Linked DNA regions of Homo sapiens: region 1 is linked to region 2. A link is an interaction called in ENCODE POLR2A ChIA-PET data of the cell type or tissue named here. Cell type or tissue: MCF 10A. All regions are shown on one strand. Each heading gives the region's core, and the rest is flanking DNA. Links, peaks and the distances in the headings are about the cores only. Region 1 holds the start of LOC124902881 (a long non-coding RNA gene). Region 2 overlaps HEBP1 (heme binding protein 1).

What was found. Peaks named below come from ENCODE experiments on the same cell type or tissue, not always from the same donor. Only the 100,000 strongest peaks of a DNase experiment are listed, where the experiment ranks them.
Region 1: POLR2A ChIA-PET joins it to region 2 with 5 read pairs; 8 of 35 experiments call an interaction of 5 or more read pairs at or near these places.

Annotation. Positions count from the first base shown.
Region 1 is chr12:12,877,542-12,893,637 of GRCh38, forward strand. LOC124902881 (a long non-coding RNA gene) reads right to left here and starts at 5,758. Exons shown (of 2, transcript XR_007063214.1): 1 at 5,454-5,758; 2 at 2,185-2,326. It overlaps GPRC5A (G protein-coupled receptor class C group 5 member A), which reads left to right and starts at 14,021. Exons shown (of 4, transcript NM_003979.4): 1 at 14,021-14,123. RefSeq lists an enhancer at 3,777-4,408. In MCF 10A, for the core only: no CTCF peak of the experiment used is centred there; DNase peaks (open chromatin) are centred at 6,000 and 6,300.
Region 2 is chr12:12,983,303-12,999,398 of GRCh38, forward strand. HEBP1 (heme binding protein 1) reads right to left here. Exons shown (of 4, transcript NM_015987.5): 2 at 5,975-6,113; 3 at 3,850-4,030. The region is part of intron 2 of GPRC5D-AS1 (GPRC5D and HEBP1 antisense RNA 1); the gene reads left to right. Among named protein-coding and RNA genes, the nearest start is that of HEBP1, 8.9 kb to the right of the region's middle. In MCF 10A, for the core only: no CTCF peak of the experiment used is centred there; a DNase peak (open chromatin) is centred at 9,309.

The DNA of each region.
Region 1 (16,096 bases), core at 5,007-7,506, 110 kb before region 2:
TTAGTGGGGTGGAACTGGGGAGGAGAGCAGGAGGCCTGGCACTGAGAGCATCTCCTTCCCAGCTTGTTCTAGACAAGAGTAGCCTTGCCTGCCAGAAGCCCTGAGATTACAGGTGAGCTGGATCCCGAGAAATGAAGTCCCTGACTAATAGCAAATAAAGACACGGCCATTTGATAGTTCTGTTCTACATCTCGGAATGGGTAGAAATACAATAATAGCACCAAACATGAATTATGGAAAACAAGCTGTGAATGGAGACATTTGCTAAGAGATGCCAGCCCGGCTCAGCGAAGTCAATTCATCAGCTATTTTCACTTGGGAAAGAGAAATTAAGGGCAGAGCCGCAGTCCCTGCCAAACCTAACAGTCTAAAAAGCAGACTGTGTAACTTACCAAGGCCTCAGGGCAACATTAGCTGCAAATGAGCTCAGCAGGGCGGGGGCCTCCGCACAGTTCTCTAGGGGGAGAGATGGCAGGGGCCACAGCCTCTAATGTTAAAGCCACCTGCAGGGCCAGAGGGCCTCTCTGGAGGCAGAGGGATGCAGCAAAGACTACTTGGCTCTGCAGTCAGGGCTGGGCCGGGTGGTGCCGCACCGCTTTCTAATGGTAACTTAACCTCTCCAAGCTTCTTTCCTCATCTATAAAATGAGGCTAATAGCATCTGCTCTGCAGAGTTTCTGTAAAGATTAAAAACAAGACAAAGCAAGCACAAGGGCTTTGGAAACTGTAAAAGCTCTGGATATCAGATGTCATTATCATGAAAGAGAAACAATACTGGTTAAAAACAAAAGTTTCCTTCTGATGACTATTCCATGGTGTATTTTAGTGAAAGGGAAAAAAAATCCTACTGTCTATAGATAAAATATATATATTTTTTCCTGCAGTAAGCAAATAGGCTTCCGATAAAAAGCTGACATAGGGGCCAGGCACAGTGGCTCACACCTGTAACCCCAGCACTTTGGGAGGCTGAGGGGGGAGGATCACTTGAGGTCGGGAGTTCCAGACCAGCCTGGGCAACATGGTGAAACCCCGTCTCTACTAAAAATACAAAAATTAGCCAGGTATGGTGGTGCGCGCCTGTAGTCCCAGCTACTCAGGAGGCTGAGGCAGGAGAATTGCTTGAACCGGGAAGGCAGAGGTTGCAGTGAGCTGAGATCATGCCATTGCACTCCAGCCTGGGGGACAGTGTGAAACTCTGTCTAAACAAACGAACAACAAAAACAAAAACTGACATAGGGAAATGTTTTTCCCCCTGGATGGGCCCTGTCTTCCTCTGCCCTGTGTTGGCCTATCCCTACCAGCCCCTTTGTGTCACCTGGAGAGGCAGCCTTTAACATCAACAGCCAGGTGCACCTTCTAAGGCAAACCTGGCCTATGCTGGCAGGTACACAGGTGAAGGGATACAGGTTCATAGTGCTTCTAACCTTTTTACTCTCTATGGATTCCTTTGAGAACGTGATGAAAGCCATGGGCATGGAAAATGCTCTCTTTTCTTCTCTTTTCTTTCTTGGGGTTGTGCCTAGGCTGGAGTGCAGTGGCATGATCACAGCTCACTGCAGACTTGAGCTCCCAGGCTCAGGTGGTCCTCCCGCCTCAGTCTTGGGAGTAGCTGGAACCACAGGTATGTACCACCACACTTAGCTAATTTTTTTGATTTTTAGTTTTTTTTTTTTTTTTTGAGACGGAGTCTAGCTCTGTTGCCCAGGCTGGAATGCAGTGGTACAATCTTGGCTCACTGCAAGCTCCGCCTCCTGGGTTCACGCCATTCTCCTGCCTCAGCCTCCCTAGTAGCTGGGACTACAGGAGCATGACTCTATGCCCCGCTAATTTTTGTATTTTTAGTAGAGATGGGGGTTCACCATGTTGGCCAGGCTGGTCTCACACTCCTGACCTCATGATCCGCCTGCCTCGGCCTCCCAAAGTGCTGGGATTACAGGCGTGAGCCACCGTGCCCGGCCTAGCTTTTTTTGATTTTTAGTAGAGATGAAGTCTTGCTATGTTGTCCAGACTTGTCTGGATTTCCGGAACTCAAATAATATATTTCTGACCACAAGGGAGAAGGTTCTTAACTTGAGGCCCATCCTTGAGTCCCTCTGTGTGTGTGTGTGTGTGTGTGTGTGGTCCATGGACACTAGGTGTCTTAGTCTGCTGGGGCTGCAATAACAAAATGCCATAGCACAGGTAGTCAAATAACAGAGATTTATTTTCTCACAATTCTCGAGGCTAGAAGTCCATGATCAGGGTGCAGGATGGCTGGGTTCTGGTGAGGGCTCTCTTTCCAGCTCATGGACAATGGCCATCTTTTTGGTGTGTTCACGTGACCTCTTCTTTGCATGAGAAGGACGATATATATATATATGGAGAGAGAGAGAGAGAGAGAGACAGAGACAGAGAGGGAGAGAGAGAGAGAGAGAGAGAGAATGAGGAAGCTCTCTGGTGTCTTCTAAGGGCACTAACCCCTATCATAAGGATCCTACCCTTATCACCTCATCTAAATCTAATTACTTCCTAAAAGCCCTACCTCCTGATACCATCACACTGGGGGTTGAAACTTCAGATGTGAATTTTAGAGGGGCACAATTCAGTCATTGGCACCAGGTTATGAACCCTGCACTACAGAAGATAGGGAGCCTTGGTCTCTGAGCTCAAGTGTAACATTTCTTTCATTTTTTTTTTCCTTTGGGTGAAAGCAGAAAATGCAGGACTAAAAAAATGCAGAATCTGGTGAAACCCCATCTTTACTAAAATACAAAAAAAAAAAAAAAAATTAGCGAGCGTGGCGGCGTGTGCCTGTAGTTCCAGCTACTCGGGAGGCTGAGGCAGGAGAATTGCTAGAATCCGGGAGGCGGAGCTTGCAGTGAGCTGAGATCGCACCACTGCACTCCAGCCTGGGTGATACAGCGAGACTCCGTCTCCAAAGAAAAGAAAAGAAAAGAAATGCAGAATTAGGCCGTGCGCGGTGGCTCATGCCTGTAATCCCAGCACTTTGGGTGGCCGAGGTGGGTGGATCACTGGAGCTCAGGAGTTTGAGACCAGGCTGGGCAACATGATGAAACCCCGACTCTACAAAAAATACAAAAATTAGCTGGGTGTGGTGGCGCAAGCCTGTAGTCCCAGCTACTAGGGAGACTGAGGCGGGAGGATGGCTTGAACCCAGGAGATGGAGGTTGTGGTGAGCTGAGGTTGTGGTGAGCTGAGGTTGTGGTGAGCTGAGGTTGCGCCACTGCACTCGAGCCTGGGTGACAGAGCGAGAGCCTGTCTCAAAAGAGAAAAAGAAAAAGAAAACAAAATGCAGGATGGCAGAGTTTGCTATCTAAAATGTTATCCTTGGGCAGGTACTAAAGTGGGAATTAGGGTGCTATAGCAGCTGGATGCTAGGAACAAGAGTCTAGAGACCTGGGTTCTAGTCCTGCCTCCCCAGTCAACCCGAATTGGGACCTAAGACACATCATTCCGTATCTCTGAACTTCAGTTTTTTCACTGGTCAAGCTTATTCCCATCTAATGCTACTACTTATTGATGCCATATCATGAGCCAGACACTAAGCTATTTCCTCCCTGTTCCCCCACCCCCAATATAATTGCTGATGTGTTTAATATTACTGCAAAGCAAGTCTTATTATACCCATTTTACAGCTAAGGAGGAGGTTAAATAGTTGGCCCCAGGTCATATAACTATTTAAAGAATGAGCTGCAATTGGCATTCAGGCTTAGCCAACTCCAGGCTCAGCCAACTTCCAGGCTCTTGCTATATATGGTTGTATTGACATTATGGTTATGCTGTGAGAATTACACGGGACACCATGTAGAAAATCTTTTGAAAACCATGAAACATTCTCTCTCTCTGCATACAGACACACACACACACGTACTGTTATGATTTTGTGGGAAGACAGCCATACTTCTTTACAATGGAAAATAGAATTCCCATAGGTCTCAATTCAAAAATTCTTTCTCAGGGGATCTAGACGTGCCTTGGTTATGGGAAACCAAGTGGTCATACTTCTGGGGCCCTCATCTTTAGCAAGATGAAGGTGGCTTGGTCTTCTCCCGCTTCCCCGTAAGATCTCTTCTCTCCTCAATACCCACCTTTGTCAGGCCCTATTTACACTGTTCCCTCCCAAGGCCACACCCATCAATTTCTTGAAAAGGCATTTCAGGCAGTCGTGGTTTTGCGTAGTACAAGAGAAATAAGGAAATGACTCGTGGGTGAGTGGAGAGTCCAATGGCACCCTTGTTCTGCCGCCCCCCTGCCGCAGGCCAGGGTGGTTCGGAGTTGCCACTGCAGTGTGTCCCTGATGGTGGGGCTCTGGGGTGTTTCCTTAGCAGCAGCCTAGAGTCTCTCTGCAGGAGTTTCACTCTGGGTTGGGGTCTGTGTTGTCTTTGGAATGAGCCCGTTAAACAGAAGATATCAGGCCAGGCACGGTGGCTCCACTTTGCGAGGTGGAGGAGGAAGGATTCTTTGAGCCCAGGAGTTTGAGACCACCTGGGCAACATTGGGAGACTCCGTCTCTATTAAAAATTTTAAAAAATTGGCCGGGCATGGTGGCTCACACCTGTAATCCCAGTACTTTGGGAGGCTGAGGTAGGTGGGTCACCTGAGGTCAGGAGTTCAAGACCAGCCTGACCAACATGGAGAAACCCCGTCTCTACTAAAAATACAAAACTAGCCTGGCCTGGTGGTGCATGCCTGTAATCCCAGCTACTTGGGAGGCTGAGGCAGGAGAATTGCTTGAACCTGGGATGCAGAGGTTATGGTGAGCTGAGATTGTGCCATTGCACTCCAGCCTGGGCAACAAGAGTGAAACTTCGTCTCAAAAAAATTTTTTTTAAATTAACTGGGTGTGGTGGTGGGTGCCTGTGGTCCCAGCTACTCTGGAGCTTGAGGTGGGAGGATTGCTTGAGTCTGGGAGGTCGAGGCTGCAGTGAGCCATGATCGTACCCTGCACTCCAGCCTGGGCAACAGAGTGAGACCCCATCTCGGGGTAGGGAAAAAAACCTAAAGAACCCAGGCAATATCTTGTGTCTGCTGGCGCCACTGGCCCATATCTGGGACAAGGCTAGAATAGACTCAGCCATGGCCTGGGAGAGCAGACTGAGCCTGTCTCTTCCCACCCCTATCCCTTTTGACTTTTTTCCTTGGGATTCCCCTACCAACACACCAAATAAACTTAGCAACCAAAAGAACAGGCAGCACAAGGTGGTAATCGGATTTTCTAACCCAAGAGAGGAGACTAAGGACACTTTGATGCAAAGGTGATTTTTTTTTATTTGAAGGTGGCCTGTTTGTTTATTTACTGATTCAGTTTCATCTAAAACACTAGCCATACCTGGCATGCAGTAGTTGGTTTATACAAGTTTGTAGAGAGAATACATGAACAGTTCTCCATAGTCCTTTTGTACTCAAAAGGAGAGCTAGCACACAGTACGACTTCAATCAATACTTGGTTCTTACCTCTGTCTTCCCTGAGGTGTTTCATTCTTCAGATGCCTCAGGAAACCATGAGTGAGGCTGTATTAAACAACGTGTTTAAGGCCGGGCGCGGTGGCTCATGCCTGTAATCCCAGCACTTTGGGAGGCCGAGGCGGGCGGATCACCAGGTCAGGAGATCGAGACCATCCTGGCTAACATGGTGAAACCCCGTCTCTACTAAAAATGGAAAAAAATAGCCAGGCGTGGTGGCGGGTGCCTGTAGTCCCAGTTACTCAGGAGGCTGAGGCAGGAAAATGGTGTCAACCCGGGAGGCAGAGCTTGCAGTGAGCCAAGAAAACGCCACTGCACTCCAGCCTGGGCGACAGAGCGAGACTCTGTCTCAAAAAAAAAAAAAAAAAAACAACAAAGAACATATTTAAAAACCTCAGGCCAGTCTGCACTGAAAAGCCAAATATTTCCTCTATGCTCGGGGGAGAATTAACTTTGTTTACTGACCTTCTTATCTTGGTAGAAATGCTTTTCTGTGTTCCACTGACTCATCAAGTAAATTTCAGACAATGTACTTTTCTTTTTACAGGTCTTAGCCCAGCCCAGCCCCTTAGGGATACAGGAGATCTGAGAGCAAGATCTGAGAGCAAATAAAGCAAGTTTATTTGAGAACAATTTCAAAAGTGAAGGTGTTCCTTGTCACCCTATATTGAAATTCTGGATTGTTCCAGTCAATGAGAGTAGAAGTGTTTTCATTTCTCTCACCTTCTTTTATTTGCTGGGGGATAAATGTTGTGGCTTGAAGGCAGAGCAAGGAATTTGTGTTCTATACTGGAACTCTAAGTGAATCATCTCACCTGTGAACTATTGTGAAAAAAGCCTATGACTTCAAACTTGTGCAAGATGGTGCCATAGAGGATAAAAACAAGATGGAGGCAGGATGGGATGGCTCACGCCTGTAATCCCGGTAGTTTGGGAGGCCGAAGCGGGTGGATCACCTGAGGTCAGGAGTTCGAGACCAGCTTGGCCAACATGAAACCCCGTCTCTATTAAAAATACAAAATTAGCCGGGCATGGTGGCGTGCACCTGTAGTCTCAGCTACTCGGGAAGCTGAGGCAGGAGAATCTCTTGAACTTGGGAGGCGGAGGTTGCAGTGAGCCAAGATTGTACCACTGCACTCCAGCCTGGGTGACAGAGCGAGACTGTCAAAAAAAGAAAAAAAAAAAGAGATAGAAAATATTATCATTTGTGCTTCTGTGATATTTTCCCTTTTTGGATAAATGATGATTGATTTATTCTAAACTCCTCTGGGGATTGGCAAACTTCATGTTAACTTCTATATCCTAACACCTGATGTGTCACCAGACTCTTGCCTCACCGTCAGGGTGTTCCATTCCATCCCACTCAGCCGCACCAGCACGAGTGATTTTACCGTGAAGTAGGAAAGAGAATTAATGAGAAAGCACTTCCAGAATTCTGCTGGGGAAAGTAAGAGATTATAACATTTTAAGGGATCATCCCAGTTTCAAATATTCACCCCAAAACTGATCCCATAAGCCTTTACAATATCACAACAGCGGTGGGCAGATTGCCTAAGCTCAGGAGTTCGAGACCAGCCTGGGCAATACAGTGAAACCCCATCTCTACTAAAATACAAAAAATTAGCTGGGCGTGGTGGCGTACGCCTGTAGTCCCAGCTACTCGGGAGGCTGAGGCAGGAGGATTGCTTGAACCTGGGAGGTGGAGGCTGCAGTAAGCCAAGGTCACGCCACTGCACTCCAGCCTGGGTGACAGAGCGAGAAAAAAAAAAAGAAAGCATAGGAGTGTTTGTGGAGGAGGAAGTGAGGATGAGGCCTGACCAAGGGGAGAGGCTGGAAGGCAGTTTTGCCAGCTCCACCGCCTGTCTTTATGTGCCGATTCACGAAGCTACCTTCCTTCTTGCCTTTGATGTCAGAAATCCAAAAGCGGGTGAGTAAATGTTACTGAAAATCTCCTGAGTGCTAGATGTAAATTACATCTGATGCTCACCACAACCCTGTGAATTCAGTGTGGTGAGTGCCCTTTCCTTAGATGAGGAAAAAGACCATCATGCTGTTGAGTAGGGTTCAAGCCAGTTCTTCCTAACTCCAATGTTCAAGTTCACTCCCAATTACTGCCTCTAGGTCAGGCAAAGGCTTTTAAGCAGCAAGAACCAGAAGAACAGACTGATTTATGAGGCCTGATCAAAAATGAGGCTGAGGTATGAGCCTTCCTAGCCACTGGCTCCCCTCCCTGCCCTGAGACAGCCTCAGAGAGAGAGCGAGAGAAGTCAGAGGAGATTCATGGAGTGGGAAGGAGAATCCCACAACTGCGCTGGGTTTCATGTCACTGAACCAGCCTGCGTACTTAATGGGATTCTCTAACCCAGCCGTGGGGTTACTGGTAGCACCTCTCTGGTTTCAGCGAAGGGGCTTCGGTTTATGAATTTCCTTGGAGTTAAGACCCTGGGAATGAGTGCAATCTTAAAGTCCATCCCAGAGAAGGTGGGGAAGTTTTTAAAATAGCCTGATAACAATGAGAGGCCCCCTGAGAGGCAGCGCTGGGGCTGGCCAGCCTCCTGACCGCAAGGGTTCCCTACAGACTGCATTCCGGGGCTTCAGGTGTCATCTCTCACTCAGCAGGCACGTGTTTGCCCTCTGCACGTGCCACTCCTGTCTCCATTCCACCTGGGGACTGGGTGTGGGGCGGGGGGGCGGCAGGGAGGGGCGGGGGATGAAACCAAGGCATTGGAGATGAAGCCCTAGAGACTCCTGCTGTGCTAGGTGGACTCTTTTTAGCATGTCACATGCTGGCATATGCAAAAATTTCAAAGGTGTACATTTCAAAGGTGTATTGTTGCTGTAACAAAGTACAAAAAACAGGGCAGCTTAAAACAGCAAAAACACGTATTGCCTCATAGTTCTGGAGGGTGCAAGTCCAAGATCAGGGTGTAGGCAGGGTAGGTTCCTTCTGGAGGCTCTGAAGGAGAAGCATCCCATGCCTTCAGTCTTGGGTTCCTCGGCTTGTAGCAGCATCACTCCAGGCTCTGCCTCTGTCTTCCCAAGGCCTTCTCTGTGTGTCTGTCTCCTCTGTGTCTCTGTATCTCTCTTCCTATAAAGACACCAGTTATTGGATTTAGGGCCACAGGAATGGCTCTTCCTCTCACACATGGCATTGTGACCATCCCTACTTCATGCCTTCAGTGCCCCTCTGCTTCTGAGTCTGGGACTCCAGACTCAAGCTGGCCACTGGACACTGGCCAGATGCCTCTCCTCTTGCCCACAGGTTGTGCTCATACTTTCTTTCTTTTTTTTCTTAGAGTCTCGCTCTGTTGCCCAGCCTGGAGTGCAGTGGCACCACTATAGCCCGCTGCAGCCTCAGCCTCCTGGGCTCAAGTGATCCTCTTACCTTGGCCTCCTGAGTAGTTGGGATTACAGGTGTATGCCACCAGGCCTGGCTAATTTTTTTTTAATTTTTGTAGTGAGGAGGGTCTCACTACATTGTCTAGGCTGGTCTTGAACTCCTGGACTCAAGAAATCTTCCTGCCTCAAAGTCTGGGATTACAGGTATGAGCCACTATGCCCGGTGTGTGCTCACACTTTCTTAACAGGCAGGGCTGACACATGCCTCTGTGCTTCTGTGCATTCTGCCCCCTCTGCATGAAATGCCCTTCCTGATCCTTGCCCCTCTTCTCTTCTCCATCTGAAAAGCCTTAACTCATCCTTTAAGCCTCCCTGCCTCAGTAGTGCCTACTCTGAATTCCGGGGTGAGTATTGACTGCAGCTTTTTGTGCCTGACCGTGGTCCTTGTGCATTTTTTCTGGTGTGACACCTCACACAATGCATTGTTTTTTTTTTTTGGTTTTTTTTTGTTTTTGTTTTTTTGAGATGGAGTCTTGCTTTGTCGCCCAGGCTGGAGTGCAGTGGCACGATCTCAGCTCACTGCAAGCTCCGCCTCCCGGGTTCACGCCATTCTCCTGCCTCAGCCTCCTGAGTAGCAGCTGAGACTACAAGCGCCCTTGACCACGCCTGGCTAATTTTTTGTATTTTTATTAGAGATGGTGTTTCACCGTGGTAACCAGGATGGTCTCGATCTCCTGACCTCGTGATCCGCCTGCCTCGGCCTCCCAAAGTGCTGGGATTACAGGCATGAGCCACCGCGCCTGGCCCACAATGCATTGTTTTTGTTTGATTACTGCCCATCTCTCCACCAGACTGAGCTGCTTCTTCTTTTTTTTTTTTTGAGATGGAGTTTCACTCTTATTGACCGGGCTGGAGGGTAATGGCACGATCTTGGCTCACTGCAACCTCTGCCTCCCAGGTTCAAGTGATTCTCCTGCCTCAGCCTCCCAAGTAGCTGGGATTACAGGCATGCACCACCACACCTAGCTAATTTTTTTGTATTTTTAGTAGAGACGACGTTTCACTATGTTGGTCAGGCTGGTTTTGAACTCCTGACCTCAGGTGATCCACCTGCCTCCGCCTCCCAAAGTGCTGGGATTACAGGTGTGAGCCACCGTGCCCGGCCCACACTGAGCTTCTTAAATGCAGTTTTCTTTTGATTCTCCAGCAGAGTTACATAGAAGACCATTTATAGTTGCTAAATGACTCACTCAATAAACGGACATTCCCTTCAGAGGATAAAGATCGAGTATGGTCTTTCTCGTACTTCTGTTGTATTCCCTACAATGCATGGTGCTTAGGTGGCTCTCAAATGCTTCCAGTGATTGAATGGAAGAACCACTATTAGCAGGAACCTGGCAGGAGCTGTGGTTCACCGACACTAGCAGCTCCAATAAAGTAATAACCTAAGGAAATGGAATTCCTCTCCGCCTTCCTCCAACCAACTCAGGTACTTCTTATATGAGATTTAATTGAGGTCAGGGAAGGGAACAAGTAGCACCTTCCATCCTGCCAGTAAAAAAGCAAAGGGAGAGAAAGGGGAAGCCCCAGGCCTGAGGTCCTGCAGCCGGGAATTCCAAGGCGGCATTAGGAAGGGGGTCAGGATCAGGGCACTGGCAGAGCCGTCTCTTTTCTTGCTTCCTTCCTGCAATCAAGAGTGGGGATCTCGGTGGTGATGGTTGGTGGACATCAGAAGGGAAGGGGTCAGCAGGGACTGAGTTCTGGGACTTCCTGAATGAGGCAGACCCAGGCCCGTGATCTTGGGCCATAGGCCCCCTAACCCCTGCCCACACGTTGCTGGCCTTGCAGCTGAATGAAGGTCCTCTACACCATCAGATCAGCCTCTCTTTTTGGGGGAACATGGCGCCCTTATTGTGGGGCTCTCTCTTCTCCTCTCCTCATTTCCAGTCTGGTGAGCTTTCTTCTGTGTTGCTCAACAAAGCTACCCATCACTTTCAACCGGGTGACACTCTAAGGATGATAACTAGAGTTGGGAGTGAAACATGGGTCTCCAGACCCCCGTCCTACTGTTTCTTTCATTTATTCCCAAGAACCCTCAACCTTGGTCTGCAGACCATTTTAATAGGATGAGAGACCTAGGAAGTGAATGATTCCATCTACTGGTCCTGTCCTTCTTCTCCTCTGGGGCATCTCAAAATCACTCAGATACCCCAGAATCACTCAGCTATTCCACCTGCCCTAGTCCTCCCTGTCTTCTTCCAGAGAGCCAGCCCCCAGGGACACAGGTGCAGGGCCGGGACTGGGAGAGGCAAGCAAGGGGACTAGAGCTCAGGATTTAAAGGGGCACTCACTCTTAAAGTTGTGGAGTGCCTCCTTGAAATCTGTGCTCTGGTTGCCTCATTGGCCTCATCTAGTCCTGGCTTTGTGCAGGCAGGTGTCTCCATAAAGGGATAGGAGGAGACCAAGAGGTTAAGAGGAGAGTAGAAAAGAGAGTACTAAGAGGACAAGGTGGGACATCCAAAGTCAATGGCACTACTCAGGAGGCTGAGGCAGGAGGATGGCTTGAGCCCAGGAGTTGGAGGCTGTAGTGAGCTATGGTGGCCTGTGAATAGCCATTGCACTCCAGCCTGGGCAACATAGTGAAACACTGTCTCTAAGAATAACAACAACAACAAACAAAGCCAATAGCAAAGTGAAGAGCAATGACTGAAGACAGGTTCAGAACAAGCATCCCCACACATGCTCTCTGTCTCACACACCCTGGACCTGCCAGACAGATACCATCCAGAGAACAGTGAACAAAGGAAAGATCAAATACACTCATCACATTCTCATTAGGAGGACCTAATGGGAATGTGGTCCTGGGGAGGGGGTGTAGAGATAGGGTAGGATCCCCAAAACCACATCATCTTTGTTCTTTCACCATCCTCAGACTTGACGTCTTTTGCTCGATGTCATGAAACTCACCCTAGACATGGTGATTCAGACTCCGTGCTGGAAGAGCCACCAGGGACAACTAGTCCTCACTATCCAGTGTGGTAGCCACAAGCCACACACACTTTTTGAGCAATGGAAATGTGGCTGGTCCACACTGACAGGTGCTTTAAATATAAAAGACACACTGGGTTTTTGAGGATATAGTTGGAAACCAAAGAAGTAAAATAGCCCCTTAATATTTTTAAAAATATTGATTACATGTTGAAATGATCATATTTGGGATCATATTTGGGTAAAAAATATACAGTGTTATTAAAATTAATTTTCCTGTTTCTTTGTACTTCTTTTAATGTGGCTAGAAATTTAACATGACATATGTGGGCCAGGTGTGGTGGCTCCCACCTGTAATCCTAGCACTTTGGAAGGCCAAGGCTGGAGGATGGCATGAACCCAGGAGTTTGAGACCAGCATGTGCAACACAGCGAGACCTTGTCTCTATAAATAATAAAAAGAATTACTTGGGAGGCTGAGGCGGGAAGACTGCTTGAGCCTGGGAGGTAAAGGCTTACAGTGAGCCATGATGGTATCACTGCACCCCAGCCTGGGTGACAAAGTGAGAGTGTCTCAAACAAGAAACAAACAAAAAAATTAGCCAGGTGTGGTAATGCACACATGTGGTCCTGGGTGCTTGGGAGGCTGAGGTGGAAGGATAGCTTGAGCCTGGGTGATTGAGGCTGCAGTGAGCCGATTGTGCCATTGTACTCCAGCCTGGGTGACGGCGAGACCTTGTCTAAAAAAGAAAAAACACACAAAAAATAAAAAACAAATGTGGCTTATGTTTGTGGCTTGAATTATAGTTCTATTGTACAATGGTAGTCTAGTTCAACTTCTTGAACAGACGAGAACGCTGGGGTCCGGAGAGAAGCCCTGACTTAGCGGATGGCACACACTATAAAGCACTGTCATTTGCAGTCCCACCAGTCTCTCAGTACCCACCCCCACTCTGCCACACACACCCCTGGGAGTCTTAGGTGTGAAATGGGTGGACTCACAGACCCCTGGGCTGCATACCTCAAAGTGTTCCAACACTCAAGGCACTGCCTGTGGTTTTTTGGGAGTGAAATAAAAACCTAACAATGGTGGGGTCACAGTCTCCAGTAGGTCACATTTTAAAAGCACTTTAGGCTCTGGAGACTTGGGGTGTGGGGAGAAGTGAAGAGAAAGCTGGGGAGCCCTGGGCCTTCCCCCATTTCTTCATATGCAGAATAATCCAGATTAGTTTACCAAGCGCGCTGATAACCACTTTAAAAACAGAGTCCCTCCTGCCTCCCCGTGGCATGGGGTAGAACCTGGCTTGAGCCCCGACACAGGCGGGCAGCCACTCCAGGATCGTTCCACACGTAAACAAAGACGAGTTTCGGTCCGATTGGCTTGATCCTGGAAGAGGAGTGGGCAGTGGAGGGAGGGGAAACCAGGCACCAAAGCAAATTCCTTCATTTCATAATTTCATCTGGCGCCCCCGTTCAATCAGCCTGCATTGTCGAGGCTTTAGGAGAGGCAGTTAGGAAAGGAGAGATACTGATCTCTCAGCCCCAGGGCAGCACTAATGGTGCCTGTCTAGACTCTGACAGGTGGAGCTGCTGAGCTAACTACGGACCTGGTGGGGGAAGTTTTCCTTGGCTTTCACGTGGCTTTGGCTGGGGAGCCCTGAGAAGGTGGCTGCCTCCTTTTTCTGAAGCCTGGCTTCCCATACGGCAGTGGCTGGGGGAGAGTGATGGAGAGAAAGGCTAAGCTAAGGTCAAAGAAAGTGGAGGAAGGCTGGCTTGTCCCGCTGGACTTGACGGCGGAGCTGCTGCAATCTCGCGGGCTGGGCCCTTGCCCCGGGTGGACCCGAGTGCCTGCGGGGAGGCGGGTGTGGCTCCCCCGGGAGGTGACAGCTGGCGGGGCCCGTAAGGAGCTGGTCTGCTCCGGCTCCCCTCTCGTAGCCGGCGCCCTGGGACCAGCGCGTGAGCACGTCTCGGAGGAGTCCGATGCGCTGGGCAGGGCCGGGTGGTCACCCCCGCCCAGCTTCCAGGGGTGACTGTGCCTCTGACGTCAGACGGTTTTTGGGTCATTCCCTGGCACGGGGACTTTATTTTCATAACAGCATGAAGTGCCGTGGAACTGGAATAGGCGTGTCCTCTCCCTCGACCCTCCCCCTCCTTGTCCCTCTGCTCACCCCTCGCTCGTTCCCTCCCTCCGGCGAGGGCCGCCTTTATAACAACTGCTCAGAGTGCGAGGGCGGGATAGCTGTCCAAGGTCTCCCCCAGCACTGAGGAGCTCGCCTGCTGCCCTCTTGCGCGCGGGAAGCAGCACCAAGTTCACGGCCAACGCCTTGGCACTAGGGTAAGTGAGGCGCCAGGAGCCCAGAGCGCTGGGGCCTCCGGATTTAAATCGTCTGGGGAGAGCGGGGCGTTGGGAGGGGTGGGATAGAAGAGGAGAGAAATCCTGGTAATGGAATACAGTTGGCTATGAGAAAAAAATTCCCTAGGAAACAGTTCCTCTAGTTTAACAACTCAGATTTTTTTTTTTTTTTTTCCCCTTTGCGGGTTTCCTAGGCTAAGATAGAGGCAGAGAGCAAAGAGATAATCAGGGTAATAGTTTCTGCTCGGACACATTCTACAAACTTTGAGTAGATGGAATCCGGCCAGGCAGGAGGTGAGCAGCTCTGGGATCACTCTGCAGGAAAAGAATAGAGGGAGAAAGATCTCAGAGGACCCGAAGGTACTGGGAGTGGAGGGGGAGTGGGAAACAAGGGGCAGGGGCAGGAGGGAGGACACGGTGACAGCTACTATTTTACCCAGATGCTGCAAAAAGCCCTTCTGAGTTTTGGGAATTAGATCTAGAAGCCCATCCCTTTTCTCTTGATGTGTGGGCGGTCAGTTCCACTCTGGTGTGCCTTGAGTTGCTCAGAAACCTGGGACAGATGAAAGTTGAATGTGCGCTGAGAGTGCACCTTCCACTACCGACTTTATGGATAGGATTTGGGAATAGCATAGATGCTGTTCCATCTGGTCCCTTAAACATCCATGGGGAAGGCTGGCAAATAGCTTTATTTTATTTTTTGAGATGGAGTTTCACTCTTGTTGCCCAGGCTGGAGTACAATGTTGCGATCTCAGCTCACCGCGACCTCCACCTCCCGGGTTCAAGCGATTCTCCTGCCTCAGACTCCCGAGTAGCTGGGATTACAGGCATGCACCACCACTCCTGGTTAATTTTGTATTTTTAGTAGAGACGGGGTTTCCCCATGTTGGTCAGGTTGGTCTCAAACTCCCGACCTAAGGTGATCTGCCCGCCTCAGCCTCCCAAAGTGCTGGGATTACAGGTGTGAGCCCCCGCGCCCGGCCACAGATAGCTTTAAACATCCATGGGAAAGGCTAGCTAACAGCTGAAACCTGCTCAGAATCAAGGAATTTGAAGGACTTTCCATTCCTGACTTCTTTCCATTCCTGATTGTCTCCTCAGAGGCTTGTGTAAACACCACACCTGTTGAAGGGTTCGGCCGAATCAGCCACTGCTGTGGGTTCATTCCTGAAGGGGAACACTTCAGCTACTTCAGACACAATGGGCTAGGGACCACGGGAGGGGTGAGGGCGGAGGGGGCACACACCCTCCAGGTTTGCATGCCGGTGTCTGCTAGGTGAGGGAAGGAATGAGGGGAAGGAAGGGCCGGGAGAGGCGCTACGTGGGAAACAAGGGACCTCTCCAAGGGCGTGGAGAGGTGAGTGCCTCAAGGGCAGAATGGAATGAGCAGAACCCTTTGGTTTCCCGGGAAGAGCTCTCAACCTTGAGTCAGGAAGACTGATTTCTCCTCCCAGCTCCGCAGGAACATGGAACTGTGATCAGGCAAGGGGCTGGGCCTGAGTTCCTCATAGGGGTCTTGGGGAGGCCCCCAGTTTCCCCTCCTGTGTTTCGATTCTGGCCCCTCTCCATCTGCACACGTCGCCTTGGAAGTTCCCTTTAGAACTGGCTTTTTTGTATTCTAGTCTTGAATGGTAATCGAAGACAACAGGGTATGAAGAACAATTTTGACGGCGTGATTTTATTCTTCTCATTCTGGGTCCACTACTATTTAAAGTCCCAAGATTAAGCTGAGGAATTAATATGGTGGTATAGTAAACAATAAATTGAGGAGTATTTTTGCTTGAGGAATCTTTGACTTCCTGAGTAGTTCAGGGTGTTTGCTTCTTTTATTCTCATTTTTATTGCACTGTGGTCAGACTATATGGTCTGCACATTTCTTATTTTCTAATTCCAGATTTGTCTTTGTATTCTAAATATGCTCATTTTTGGCAAATGTTCCATTTGGACCATGGAC
Region 2 (16,096 bases), core at 7,858-10,357:
GAATACTAAACATATTCTGATAGTGCTATTTTTTTTCACAGCATTCTATTCATCTAAAAGCACCGGTAATTAACGATGCTAATAAATGTATAATCCCTTTGTAAACATCTCTTCACAAGGTCATAAAGAAGGAAGACTGAATGAAGGACGCCAGGCTTTCATTTTAGAATTAATTTTGTCATTGAATGCACTCACTGCATTATTTGATAGAGTACTTTTGCATTTGAAGTAGTACATTTGCCTTCTACCATCTCATTAACATTGCTTTCAACAGAATCAGAAATAACACAAACCACTGCAGGGTAATTTTGAATGCTCATTTGACTATGCAGTGACATCAAGTGGCGAGTTGAGGAATGATCATATGCTGTGTGAGAACTCCGTGTTAAAAATTCCATGGAGCCAGGCTAGACACCACATTTGGCACTTTCAGCTGTTTAGATTTCAGAGAATTAAAAGGAAATGGTCACCGACCTGCCTTTGATAGTACCCGTATACCCCTTCCCACCATAAGAAACCAGCGTTCCTTAGAGAAATGGCTAATTCTAGCTCTAGGGCAAGAAATGCTAAGATGTGCTCAAAACATCTCATTATACCAGCAAGCCAGGGAGCCATCAACGACTACTGGAGCTGTGTCAAAAGGACCAACAAACCAACTTGAAGAGGCTCCCGCTGGCCAACAGTGGGGCAATTAGAGCATCAATAAGAATAATATCTGTAACAAACTGAAACGTATCAAATATGTTTAAATTCATATGTTTATAATTACACTCAAAAAACGAAGATGCAGACCACTTTACCTTGAGGATGTTACAGAATGAAATTATCATTCTGAAAACTGGTAAATAAAGAGAAGGTATCAAGTAAGCATGTATCTGGCTTTTTCTATATGAAATAAAGGAAGCCAAATAGTAAACGAGGGGAAGTTTCTCTTTACTGAAATATTGCAGGTAATAAAAGAAGAAGGAGAAACAGAGAACATTATCGTTTTATGGCCTCTAATGGAACAAGACATCTAGGCAATGATGAACTATGGTCACCAACATCACTCAATCAGGGACAATCAGACACTGTGGGCCCCTGAAGGAAGTAAACACCACCACGTAGGAAATATTCTCACCAAAACTTCAAAAACTTGAATCTGATCTAGTCTTTAGTTTCAACTACTAATTTACAGGCAATACGGGGCTCAGAGGGATGTGGTAAAATGTCACGGAAATATAATCAGCAAAATCCAGTACAGATAATAAGAAGACAAATGATCCACAGATGGAAAGGAAGAATGTAAAGTTGTGTTGGTAAAGAAATTCACAGATTAATAAAAGCTTAAAAATGTACCATCAGCCAGGTGTGGTTGTGTGCAACTGTAGTACCAGCTACTTGAGAGGCTGAGGTGGGAGGATTACCTGAGCCCAGGAGTTTGAGGCTGCAGTGAGCTATGATCACACCACTGCACTGCAGCCTGGGCAACAGAGCAAGGCCTTGTCTCTTAACAACAACAACAAAAAGAAAGTACTACAAAATCTGACTTGGATCCAGATTCTAACAAAATATTAAAACAAATGATGGCCAGGCGTGGTGGCTCACGCCTGTAATCCCAGCACTTTGGGAGGCCGAGGCAGGTGGATCACAAGGTCAGGAGTTCAAGACCAGCCTGGCCAAGATGGTGAAACCCTGTCTCTACTAAAAAACTACAAATATTAGGCACAGTGGCAGGTTCCTGTACTCCCAGCTACTTGGGAGGCTGAGGCAGGAGAATTGCTTGAACCCAGGCAGCAGAGGTTGCAGTGAGCCAAGATCGCACCACTGCACTCCAGCCTGGGCAACAGAGAGAGACTCCGTTGGAAAAAAAAAAAAAGTAATGGGGGAAATCTGAGCATTGAATATTTTATATTATAAATTAATGAAGTACTATTGAAATTTCAGAAAAAAGGTATTGTGATTATATTTTAAAAAAATCTTCAGTAATTACCTGAAATATTTATGAATGAAATAATATAATGTCTGGAATTTGCCTAAAAATAATCCAGGGTAGGGCTGGGTGAATGCTGTGAAGATACACATGACACAGAATTGGCCTTGAGCTGATCGTTGCTGTAGGTAGGGGATGGGCACATATGATTTCATGATCTTATATGCTTCTACCTTTCTATAAGTTTGAAAATTCCCATACTAAAAAGTTAAAGACAAAAGAAAAAAAAATTATATCCACTCATTACTCAGGGTCTGGTAAAACAAATGATCAGAAACTAGCCCCATCTGCTTGAAGTCTTAATGTGAACTGATTCAATCATGTCTATCTCATTCCTTATGAAATAAGAATGAACAGACAGAAGGGGTAATTGCCAAAACCTGCTTCAGGTCATAAACATTAGGTAATACATAAATAGTATCTTAGTAAATACTGAAAGATATTTAACAATAATCCTATAAGGTTACATTACATGCACACACACACACATCATATATAGGAGGTTATATTATCAGCACTTAACAAATGCAAAAGCTAAGTCTTAAAGTGGCTAACTTCCCAAGCATCATTCTGCTAGTAAGCAGTAGAGCTGGAATTCAAATAAAATACAAGTTCATTTTATTATACCTGCTGCTTCCCAAACACAGGAAATAGAATGGAAAAGACAAGCAGACATCTAACCCAGGGCACAAGATTTAAGGAGGCGCTCACTCTCAGTCCCCATCCTGCACTTGGACAGCTGTGAGAGTGAGTGCTTCCTTAAATGCTGCACCCAAGGTGCATCTCCACCCTAGGAAAAGATATTGTTAAGTTAATTTGCTTTCTCCACACCCTCTGAAGGGAAGCTGGGAAGTCTGAATGAGGACTGCAGGACAAGCACAGGAGCTGAGGCTCCGGTGCTAGCTCCCAGCTGCATTACATTCACTGTCCTCTGGAGGGCCCTGCAGTCACCTGGCCTAGGACTACACACAGCGGTGAAACTCACATTCTCAGAACATTGACACAGCTCCGGGGAAAATGGTCCCACCATCAGGTTCAGGGTTGCAGCAGGGCAGCCAAGTTTGGAGGTCCCTGAAGTGGACCAATACTCAGTCCAGTGCAATATTATATGTATGTGAATTTTTCATGAGGTTGCTCCTGAGCGGAGCCAAACCACCTATGATTACTTCTGGTGAAGATCCTGGTCTTTCCCTGAGCCTGGTTTGGTGCCTGTCACATGGGAGTGTTTTAACAAATGTGAGGAGTCATCAATGATCTAGAAGACTTGGTTTCTGAGGGCAGTTTGGAGCACAAGGGATAGAAACTAGTAACCATTTGCACCTGCTATTCTCTACAGTCAAGGGAAAATGACCCCACATGAAGTCCTGGAAACAGGACCAGGATGACAAGAGAATAGATGTGTGCTCTGCTCAAAGGACTACCATCCAGGAACAACAAGGAGGATGGAAGCCCAGCTCTAGCAAATGCTCCCTGCTCTCTGGCATTCAAAGGGAGTGTGGGGTAGAAATCAGGTATTCCTCAGCCCTTTATGCTTCCCATGTGTCCACGAATCCAGACCATGGCTTGACTTAAGATATTTGCTGAGTCTCCTAGAACCCTGCTATGGCTAATGTAGACATTCACTGTAAGCTTAAGCAAAGCTTAAGCTCGTCCCATCAATTTGGCAACTGGCCAAGGCATTTATTCTGATAAAATGCAAATGTGTGTGTGCTGCAGCCTGAAGAAATTAAAATGAGAAACTGTTAGGATTCAGCATTTCCTACTTAAATTAATTCAGCAACCATAAAAATTTGACGCGAATGCTTGCCAGAGGTGATGCAAGGAGTGGTACGGGAATCAAGCGCCACCCATGGATGCCTGAAGGATTGTCTCCTTACATGGAATAGACAGTGATGCCTTCCCGTTCCTCAATCTTAACGCTTTTGTCACTGGGAGCTGGTGGGTCGCTTTGAAATTGGTTTGGAATCCGGAACCAGACTTTTAATTTCTTCTGCAGAGAGCCATCTTCATTGGGGAACACAGCAAAGGAAATAGGGACTGTCATCCCCATCCCAATTCCTGAAAACACAAAAGCACAGAGTGAGGCAGGGATCAGAGACAGAGCTTGCTCAGGGCTGTGGAAGACACATTAGTTCCATTCGTCTTTCAAAGTGGTATGTTTTTGTTCTTGAAATTAACAATGAACATTTCAAGTGTTAAAAATACAGAAATACATGAACACCTGTTATTTGTATACGCTGTTGGTAGGAGTATAGTGGTACAACTCTAAAAAATGATTTGGCAATATATATCAAGACTGTAGATTATCAGTCTCTTTCTCTCTCTCTCTCTCTCTCTTTCTCTCTCTCTCTCTCTCTCTCTTTCTTTCTTTCTTCCGACAGTCTTGCTCTGTTGCCCAGGCTGGAGTGCAGTGGCATGATCTCGGCTTACTGTAAACTCTGCCTCCTGGGTTCCTGGGTTCAAGCGATTCTTGTGCCTCAGCCTTCTGAGTAGATGGGATTACAGGTGTGCGCCACCACACCCAGCTTATTTTTGTATTTTTAGTAGAGATGGGGTTTTGCCATGTTGGCCAGGCTCGTCTTAAACTCCTACCTCAAGTGATTTGCCCATCTTGGCCTCCCAAAGTGCTGGGATTACAGGTGTGAGCCACCATGCCTAGCCAGTATTTAATTACTGCCTATTTAAAACATCAATCTAAAATATGGAAAAGGCTATAGGTAGTAAGATATTCATTACAGCAGAATTATAAATTCTGTTCAAAACAGGAATATGTCTGTGTAAATTACAGACACATGATACAATATAATGTAGCTAGGAATTATGCTTAAGAAGACTCTGGTACTAGTGGAAAATAATTATGAAATAATAACTAACAGAAGCAGGATATGTAATTATAGGAACACTAAGATTACATTAAAAAGCCCTAAAAAATACATTCAAAAGACAACATTGATTGTATTGAATGGGGGAATTAGGGAATACTGTTTTGTTATTTTAAAGGTTTTCTTTAGTGAGTTTTATAATTCTCATACATATTTTCATTTAAAAAAATGTTAAGACAGTGTTAAGAAGGAAAAGATTTCTTCCTGACCTCCTACAGGTTAACGTATCTTCCAAAGCCTGACTACTTTAGTCCTAGTAAATTTTTTTTTTAAAGCAAGTTTTTTAAGTAAGTAAAGGAATAAAAGAATGGTTACTCAATAGACAGAGCAGCTCCTAGTAAATGTTACTAAGGCTAACACACGTTTTTAGCTCTCTAAATTATCAGCTTGAGAAATATCCTAAAAATTAAACACATCTCTTTTTTTTCCTCTTGCTTTCTGACCCATTTTTGTTTTGCAGTGATTCCAAAATGCTACCCAAATTAGAGGGCTTCTCACGAGTCAAACTCATTTTTAAATATGGTTTACATCTAACAGGTACACCTTTCATGAGACTTCAGGCTTATCATTTTAAAAGTAGAGAGGTGGCCAGCATGAACTGCCAAGTTTTTAAGAGCAGGATGGCCCAAGAATTCTCAGACCCTTCATTTGCCAGACAGGGTCTGGAACCTCACTGCTCACTGAGCCTCAGGACCCAGCAGAATCTGAGCTACCAGGGGCTGACTCTGGGGATCTCCAGCCTGATGCTGGCCTTGCGTTGTGCTGTAGCTCAGCTTACTGTGGGCACACGCCACCTAGTCAACCAATCCAAAGACATAATAAGCACTGCAGGGTTAAAAAAAAAATAGAGCCTATGGTCCCACACCTGGGAGTGAAGCAGGAACTTGGAGATATTGAGCAGGGATGCCTTCAAGTGAGGGACAGACTGGGCTGATATCAGAGTGGTTTCCCCACATTCCTGCAATAAACTGCTTGTTCACACAGTGCAGGAGGTTCACAGGTCATTGAAACAGGTCACTACAGGTGCCTTGTAGCCCCTCACTTGCATTTACCACTGATGAAGTGAGACCTTGCAAAGCTGGTCCCCGAGACCAGAGCCACATCCTGCAGGGGTACTCACCCTTGTCATTGGTGCCCCCCGCATACTTTGCGACCTTGGGCATTGCTTCCCGTAGAGCCTCATCCACAGGCTTATCTGTCACTTCTACTGTGGCAAATTTGCCGCCTTCACAGGCCCTTTCTTCATAGGCAACTTCTTCCTAGAGAGAGAGAAGGTACAGTGTTTAAGAGGTACAAAGTAGCAACTTGTGATGTCTCTAGAAGTAGTAACAGAGGGCTAAAAAACTTTCCTTGGTGGGTATGGCCATAGAGCAGAAGGGACAGGCCTGAGTATGAAGGGCCATGAGAAATAGATTCTGGGATTCTTGTAGAGACAATATCCAAAGCAGGAAAATCTTATACATTATATTCTTGGGGAGATAAGAGAAGATATTGCATCCTGAAAACCAGAATGCTACAAAAATGGAACATTCAGAGAGCAAAAGAGCTCTCAGAAATTAAAAATCTGATAACAGAGAAGAAAAATTCAGTAAACAGGTTGGAAGATAAAGTTAAACAGGAGATTCAGAAAAAAATACAGATAAACTTAGAAGGGAGGAAACAAAAAATACAACGATGACAATCCAACAAAACTGTGAAGCTCCCAAAATTAGGCTCATTCTAGTAGGAGGACTGCAATTCAAGGAATCAGAGTTCATTTTTCCCTTGGCCTCCTTGGGGGACTGGATCCAGGACCTCTATGGATACCAAAATCCATGGATGCTCAAGTCCCTGATATAAAATGGTGTAGTATTTTGCATATAACCCACACACATCCTCATACATACTTTAAATCATCTCTACATTACTTATAATACTTAATACAATGTAAAAGCCAAGCAAATAGTTGCTACTCTCTGTGCACACACACACACACACACACACACACACACACAAACACACACACATGTATTTTATTTATTTATTTATTTTTGAGACAGTGTTTCACTCTGTCACCCAGGCTGGTGTGCAGTGGTATGATCATGGCTCACTAGCCTCGACCTCCTGAGCTCAAGCGATCCTCCTACTTAGGCTTCCTGAGTAAGTGGGACCGCAGGTGCATACCACCATGCCCTGCTAATTAAAAAAAAAAATTTTTTTTTTTTTTTGGTAGAGTCTCCCTATGTTGTACAGGCTGGTCTCAAACTCCTGGGCTCAAGCAATCCTCCTGTCTTGGCTTCCCAGTGTTGGCATTATAGGCATGAGCCACAATTGAAACTGCCTTTGCAAAAATTATAACTGAGGAAATTATGACAGTGAAAGAAATCAGACTTCATTGACTCTATCTTGTTTCTAACCCTTAAGCTGTCCTTGTGGGATTCCTGGGCTTAGGCCGAACTAATTGTAGGAAGGAATTCAGTTCGTGGCTTGACTCTGAAAGAAAATTGGTAACAGCCCTTTCCCAATAAGACCCCCTTCTTGCCTGGGGTCCAGTCTGACTTTGCAGGACTAACAAATTAGCTACAAGATTAGAAATTACAATTTAGAGGTCATGCAGCCTCTGGCTCCAAGAGTCTGAACCTCCTCAAATTGCTCCTGGGGATAACATCACTATTGTAAAACCTAAGATCAGTGCGTGAGATATTTTCCAGACCCTGTACTCGATGGATCAGCTGACACCACTCAGACCAGTAATCTGGCCCAACCAGTTCTGCCATTGCACCGAGGAACAGAAGACAGCAAGAAAAACCTAACTTGGCACCCCCCATGATTCCATCTCCAACCTGACCAATCAGCACTCCCCACTCCCCAAGCCACTACCTGCCAAATTATCTTTAAAAACTCTCATCCCTGAATGCTCAGGGAGACTGATTTGAGTAATAACAAACCTCTGGTCTCCCGCAGAGCTGGCTCTGCATGAATTACTCTTTCTCCATTACAATTCCCCTGTCTTGATAAATTGGTTCTATCTAGGCAGCAGGCAAGGTGAACCCACTGGGCAGTTACACCACGCCTGGCCTCTGCTGTTGATTTATGTATTTTTTATTGCTGTATTGCTATTATTATTTTTTGAATATTTTCCATCTGTGGTTGGTTGAATCGTGGATCCAGAACCCACAGACAGGAAGGGCTGACTGTAGCTCTGTTCACACCGTGCTCCCAGACACAGCATATCCTCTCCCTAACTCTTGTCTCACTAAATCACAGCCTCCCAATCTGCTTAATGCTCAGCTCCACTGTCTCTTTTCACACAAATCCTTCTTTCATCTCCCCATCACCACTTTCTGCATTGAGGCCCTGTCCTTGGACTATCCTTTCCCTGGTGTTTACTCATTATGGACCCCCACAGCTCTCCTTCAGTACATCTCCTGCTCCTTGCCACGTGATTGCTCATATAATTTAATTTTGTATTCCTGGACATACTGTAAGGCAGTGTTCTTCACATTTTGAAAAAAAATCACAATCCACAAGAAGGAAAGCATTTTTTACAGCCTGTCTTATCATGAATATACACATAGTTAAAGTTTCACAAAGTAATGCTTTACCCTTATGGATGAGATGCATCCTGGCTTTTTTTTTGTTCCTTCCCCTATCCTGTTTTCTTCTCTTCTACTCTACTGGAGTGAATTTTATTCCATCCCATTAGAAGAAGGAAAGTTGGTCTATGTTAATTTTACCATCTGGTAATGAAACATTATTATAGTTTTAACAATCTGCAATAAAGCCTTTATGGGCAGAAACTATACCACAGAGCTTTACATGTGAGAAGTGCAACAGATATTTATTTGATTAAGGTGCTGTGTCTCCTAACAATGATTATGAAAAACAGACACATGGTAGGGAACCTGGCTGCCCTAGACTGGTCAAATAGGTTTTCATATAATATCCTAGACTGAAGATTCACAACTAGGGAAGAGGGTGTGACTCCCAGGGGGACAGAAGGTGTCTCTGGAGGAAGGCAGGACTGTACGGCTGTGAGTGGCAAGTGTAGTCTCAATGAGCATATTTAATATTTATTTTATTTTTGAGACAGAGTCTTGCTCTGTCACCCGGGCTGGAGTGCAGTGGTGTGATCTCTGCTAAGAGCAACCTTCACCCCCCAGGTTCAAGTGATTCTTCTGCCTCAGCCTCACAAGTAGCTGAGACTACAGGCGAACGCCACCACTCCCAGCTAATTTTTGTGTTTTTAGTAGAGATGGGGTTTTGCCACATTGGACAGACTGGTCTCGAACTCCTGACCTCAGGTGTTCTGCCCACCTCGGCCTCCCAAAGTGCTGGGATTACAGGTATGAGCCACTGTGCCCGGCCTTAATATTGTAATTTTAACCCTGAGTGCCAAGTTTGTACTTAAATCCCCCTTCACATGGGGTAGAGGAAATTGCGCCAGACCAGGAATCATGAGGCAGCAAGTCAGCCTTGACTGTGGGGCACCGTGCTGAATCATTCTGAGGCTGCTGTGAAGCCCTCCATCTGGTGAATCTGACACTTCCAAAGAGCCTTCAGTAGCAAACTGTTAAGTAAACTTAGGGTGTTTTGCTCTTTCTGTTGCTGCAGAGAATTCCAGAACTCCCCTTTCATTTGAGAGCGCACCTACCCTTGGCACTTGTAATGTTTTAAATTCCAGAAACACTATCCTGTGAATCACAGAAGTTCAGAACCTAAAATGGTTTTAAAGTTTACCTAATCTAACTAATTTTATCAAGGAGAAAATGAAGAACCAGAGAGACTAAGTTGCTCAAAGTGATGTAACTACTGAATGGTGAAACTGAAACAAAAATTCCAGTTCCCAAACTCTAGTCTACTCCAGTCTAATACTCGTTGCAAGGTTCTCTAAAGCTATGGGGGGTGAAGTGAGCATTTAAACCTCTGTTTCTTTTCTTTATCCTCCTTTCTTTCCTCTCTCTGTCTTTCTTTTTTTCTTTCGTTTCCCCCTCCCTCCCTCCCTCCCTCCCTTCCTTCCTTCCTTCCTTCCTCTCTCTCTCTCTCTTTCTTTCTCTTTCTTACAGGGTCTCATGGTTGCTCAAGCTGGAGTGCAGTGGTACAATCTTGGCTCACTGTAACTTCAGCCTCCTGGGCTCACGTGATCCTCCCACCTCATCCTCCTAAGTAGCTGGGACTACAGGTGTGTGCCACCATGCCCAGCTAATTTTTTTTGTATTTTGTTTTCTCTGTCTTCTTTTGTAGAGACAGGGTTTCACCACGTTGCCCAAGCTGGTCTCAAACTTCTGAGCTCATGCGATCCACCTATGTCAGCCTTCCAAAGTGTCTTTGCTTTTTTTTTTTTTCTTTTCCTCTCTCTCTCTCTCTCTCTCTCTCTCTCTCTTTCAGATGGGGTCTTGCAATGTTGCCCAGTCTGTAACCTCTCTCTTTAGCCACTGTGTTAGATACTTTGGGCGGACAGTTGTATGCCCATATCAAATTCAGAATAGAGGTATCAGAAGTCATTTTACGCAGTTACTTCTTTTACAAATGGGAAGACCAAAAACAAGATCTCACTGGAGAAAGAGCTAACTGGCTCTTTCCTTTGGTCTTTTTCTTCTTTTATTCATTTAACCAACAACTACTGAGTATCTACCATGTGCTGAACATTGTTACAGGTGCTATAAGGGAAGATGCCAGGAAAACAGAATGTTATCATCTAATGATATTTTTAGGGGGCAAGGAGTGCCAGGGCAGTATGGGAACACAGGAAAGGACCACTTAGGTTAGTTTATGGGGCATGGGTGTATGTGATAACATGTTTGGGGAGGTCAAGCTGACTTTGAGGTGGTCACAGATCACCCAACCGGACGTTCAGTCACTACTTTATTAATTCATGGAATAAACATTGTCGAAAACCTTTGCCAGGTGGTACAGATTTGGAGATTAATATGATAGGGATAATCAGGAGGATGGTGAGGAGTATTACACAAATTATTGTACAATGCAGTAAATGCTCTGATCATTTGGGGAGGATATTCCAGGTAGTGGGTACCATAAGAGTAAACGAGGAGGGGTCAAGAACAGTATGATGACTGTGAGTACAAATATTACAAATAGTTGTGGCTGGAGCAAAGACTGTCAAGCAGGACACAAAAAAGGTGTTCTGGCAGGGGCCAGATCTCAGAAGAACTCAGAGGCTGTTGTGGGAGTTGGATTTTGTAACCATTAGTCCAGTGATGGTGATTTGATAGCAAGCCAGTTCATCTACTCTAAATTAGTTCAACTGACATTTGTGACCTAAACATAGGATTTTGCAAGTATGTCTGGGTCTTGAATGGAGGGTCTCTGCAGCAGAAAAGAGATCTATAAAATGGCACGAGCAACCTGTGCTCTTGGCCTGTTCTCCAGGCACAAAGTCCACAGCAAGGAAAGAAAGGCTGCCAAGAAGGGACTCCAGCTTGACTTGGAGAGCCAAGTCCCCCATGATACACCTATCATCCTTCAAGGCTTGGCTCAACTTCACCACCTCCTCCTCCTGAGTGATCCCTCCTTTCTAGGAACCCCTAAAGTCAGATAACTCTAGAGCTGGAAGGGGTCTCATGTGTCCATCAGTTCATCTCCTCCTGATACAGATGAGCAAACTGTCCATTGGGTAGTTGGGCACACAGGTCTGGAGCTCAGCAGGGGACTGGCATAGAGGCGTAAATTTGGGAGTCATTAGCATAAGGGGAGACTAGAGCTGTGAATGAGGTTGGGATTGTCCAGAGAGCATATATAGGGCACTCTACACCAATCTAACTGTGTTAATTAATCTGCTGCCTAAAGGCATTCATTCATCAAGTTCTTAACCTGCCCTTGATGATGCAGGCACCACTGAGCTTCTACCTACGTTGCCAGCCACACTCACAGCACCTGCTCTGCAGCTTTCTGCTGTTTCCTTTGATGCCATGGTCATTTCCACGCCAGGGCCTCTGTGTCTGCTGCTCCCTCTCCCTGGAGCATTCTCCTCCTGCCTTTGCCTGGTGTCTCCCTATTCATCTAACAGGCTCCAACCTAAAAGTTACTTCCTCAGAGAGGATCCTGACTTAAAATAGGTTCCCTGTGATATTCTTACCCACGCTGTACCTTCATAACACAATACTTATTGTAATTACAATTAAATGATGTGTTAAACTCCCACCTCCACCCACAAGCCCCACAGGGTAAGGACTGTTTCTCTTGTTCACCGCTGTATCTCTCTGTACCTAGATGTACCACGCCTTGCATATTGTAGGCACTCTACAAATATTTGTGAGAAAGGAGATATGCAGAGTAAAACCTAGTTTTACTCTAATGACAAGGAATACAAGAGCCATAATAGATGGGCAGAGAGATGAGGACCTCGTCTAATAGGATCTCCTGGAGAAAAGCTGGGCCACAATGTATTAAACCAGTTCTAGTGCAGGGATCACTTGTTTTCATAGCATCTGTATCCATAACCACTCATTTGAACCACGGGACCACTGTGAAAATTCAGGCTTAAGAGATGGATTTGTAAAACTATTCTAGTTCTCCAGGGAGCTCTATTTAAATGTATTTAACCAGAATTCTCTACTGCTGTAGAGAATAAGGCAGCTAAGTTAATACAGTCTTGATTCTTAAAATTTAACATCTTTAGTGCATTTGCTTGTGACATGGAACACAATAGTAGCCCTCCTTCACCCCATCTCCATTAGTCTATGCTCCCAATCAGTTCCTAGATGGAGATTTTGGCCTGTGGCTACAAAAACCAATTTTCAACATTCAGTGGGAACCTTGGTCAAGTTCAAGTCCCAGACAAAGGTTTAACAAGAATGCCTCTGGCTATGGGATTTGTAAGTCCTTTGAAAGGTCAGTTTTTTTCTTGCCACTTCATGTAGTGGGTATACATGCTAATGTTGGAAACCTGCTTTCTCATTACAAGAAAATACTGATCATAACAATTAACCTAACAGAGTACTTTCTATTTGTCTGGTGTTATTTTAAATGCTTTACGTGGATTCATTCATTCAATTTCTCCAATAACCCTGTGAAGAAGTTAGGGCTTTAATCTTCATTTTCAGATGAAACTGGGGAACAAGAGGTTAAGTAACATGCCCAAACTGCAGCGGGTGAATAGTGGAGCCAGGACTCAAAGCCAGGCTATCAGGTCCTAACCTGTGTGCACAGGCCGGACACAAATCTGATTAAGGATGTCAGTTACTAATATCAGTTCTGCTGTGAGCATCCAAAGGCCCACCCAATCCAACACAGAGAGCTGTCTACCCTCCTCCCTCCCTGAGCAATTAAGAAGGCACCTGATAAGGTCTGCGGCAGCACTGGCCTCCCTGCCAAGTACTTGGAATCAGTCCCCAACATCTGGTGAGCCTGAAGCCCATGCTATGTGGGGAATATGGTATGCCATCATTTGCCCAGGAGAGTGGACAATAGTTTCTGACCCAGGCTGTTTCCAGGATAAAATATAATTTCAGGGAGAGGTTCTCTTCAAAAATAATACCTTTATGTTTGTATATTTAAAAAAAAAAAGGTTTACAAGTATCTATGCATAATTAATTAATTTCACATTGGCATTGTTATTCTCATCTTAGAGTTGAGGAATTCAAGGGCTCACGGGATGTTAAGTAATTTACCCAAACTTTACTGTAAAACTACAGTAAAGCTAACCATTACCATCTCCAACCAAGTACTAACATTGAACAGTTTTATAATTGGTTATCTCATTTGAACTTCAAAACAATCTATTAATATATGAACTATTATTTTCTTCCACAATTAGCTTCAGAGGGGCTAAGTTGGCCTGTGACCACACAGCTAGAAAGAATGAAGCTGAGATGAGCACTGATATAATGCTATTACTATATTTGTAGGGTATGTATACTACTTTACAAAATGTTTTCATGGTTTTAAAGAATTTAATACTTATAGTAACTCTGGAAATAGATGGAAAAGATATTTTTATACTCATTTTATAGCTGTAGAAACAGGTTCATTTGGGTTAAATGATTTGCTTTAGCCTGGTACCAATATCCCATATGGCCCCATATTCCCATCAAACACTGAGAGAAGATGCTTATTAGGGAGTTCTCCTTATCCCAGAGGCCCCAAATTAACGGCAAGTGACACTGTATCAATAAGAGTCAAACAGGAAACAGAAACTACTAGAGTATTTAGAGCAGAAGCACTTCGATGCAAGGGATTGGTTGCACAGATAACAGAGGGGCTGAGATGCCAGCAGGGGACAGAGAGGCAACCTAGAGGTTAGTAAGCACCCTAGGAGACACAGAGGGAGAATTACCTGTTACCTAAGTTCAGATACCTAGGTTACTGGGTAGAAGCTAGAATCATGGTGGCCTGTGTAGCGGAAGCCAAAGCCACAGAGAAGCTCCTAGTAGTATGGATCTGATGGGGTGGAGAAGGAGGAGAAATACTCTGGTTTCTCCCTTTTTATCTCCCAGTAGAGACTCCCACTGAGCAAACGTAGCTGGGCGCCGGCTGACATCTGGCCTGGGAAACAGGCCGAATGGGTCAGCTTCCACTCCACAGGAAGACAGCAGAGCAGGGAATGGGTGAGGAAGGAATCTGAGGGCACAGGCCACGAACCAGCCCAGACCCCTCTCCGCCTGTGTGGGCCATCATCATTAATCCAAAAAGACAAAGTGAGCCCCATTCCATGACAAAAGCAAGAACACATGGATTCTTAAAGTGTTAGAATCACAGGAACCTTCATCAGGGCTGTTAGGAGAAAGGCTGTGGTTCTGAGTAGGGCAACTACTTGATGGGGAGGCCAGTGATGCTGCAGACCTTATCAGGTGCCTTTTTCATTGCCCAGGGAGGCGGATAGACAGCTCTCTGTGTTGGCTTGGGTGGGTCCTTTGGATGCTCACAGCAGGACTGATATTAATAACTGGCATCCTTATTGCATTTGTGTCCAGCCTATGCACAACTATGTCAGTTTCCCTACTCAAAATCACAGCCTCACTCCTAATACTCCCTATTCCTCACTCCCCTGCTTGCTTTTCTTCACAGCACTGATCACTATCTGATCCATGATACATTTTATTTGTTCATTAGCCAATAAAACATAAGTTCCATGAGGGCAGAGAATTTTGCTGGTTTTAATCTTTTATCCCATTGCCTAGAAGAGTGCCTGGCACATAGCACTCAAAAAACAGTTTTTGTCGAATTATTTTTAAATTGGGTGATTTCGCTAAGAATCTGGATGTATGGTTTTCCTTAAGAATTTGGCAACACTGTTTCATATATCACTGCATAGCAACAAGTGGCTGGAACTGCCGTTTAGAGATGGGGACCTGAGTTCACTCTCTGATTTGCCTCAGTCCCCACTATGCCTTATAGCCTAAAACAGCCAGCTTCATCCATTTCCATTACCTGCCTGGTTGCTGCAGGTATTCAAATGTGGGACCTCTGATCAGGGCTAAACTGTTCATTCTACATAGAGCTGGGGAAACGGAGATAAGAACAGGTGAAAGGTCTTTGGTTGTCAAAGAGTTCAGATTAGAGTCTAATTGAGGGCTTTCGTGATATGAAGATCATTGTACTAGGTATCAGAACTTGGCCCCCAGGCAATACAGTCCTTTCACAAATGAGGCATCGTATTGGGAGCTCTGTATACAGCTGCACTGTTTAAACTACCTGTCCACCAGGAGATTATAATCTAGCAGCACTCTCCTTGTTTTCAGGGGTGCAGTCCAGTTAGCCCATGTTAGCACTGATATAAATTTGGGGGAAGACAGCAATTATGCTCTTCTCACTCATTCTGTATTCTAGGTACCCAACTCCAGAGGATCTAACTGGCCAAAAGCAATGGTACAGCTCTGGGCCTTTGTGCATGCTCTTCTCTGTTGTGTGCACTCCTACACATCCCTGAGGCCCCAGCTCAGGACACTCCACTGAGGTCCCCATCATAGCCCCCTGGCAGAATTGACTGCCTCTGTGCTCCCTGCGTAGCGCATTTATATCTATTCTGCACAGATCTTGTTCTTTTACACAGTAGTCCCCCTTATCTATAGTAGATACCTTCCAAGCCCCCCAGTGGATACCTGAAACGGTGGACAAAACTGAACCCTGTATCTACTACGTTTTTTCCTATACATACATACCTATGATATAGTTTAACTTTATCAATTAGGCACAGTAAGAGATGAACAACAATAATAAAATAACAGCAATTATAACAATATGCCAGCATTGCTAAGCTTGCACTTTGGGGCCATTACTAAGTAAAATAAGGGTTACTTCAATA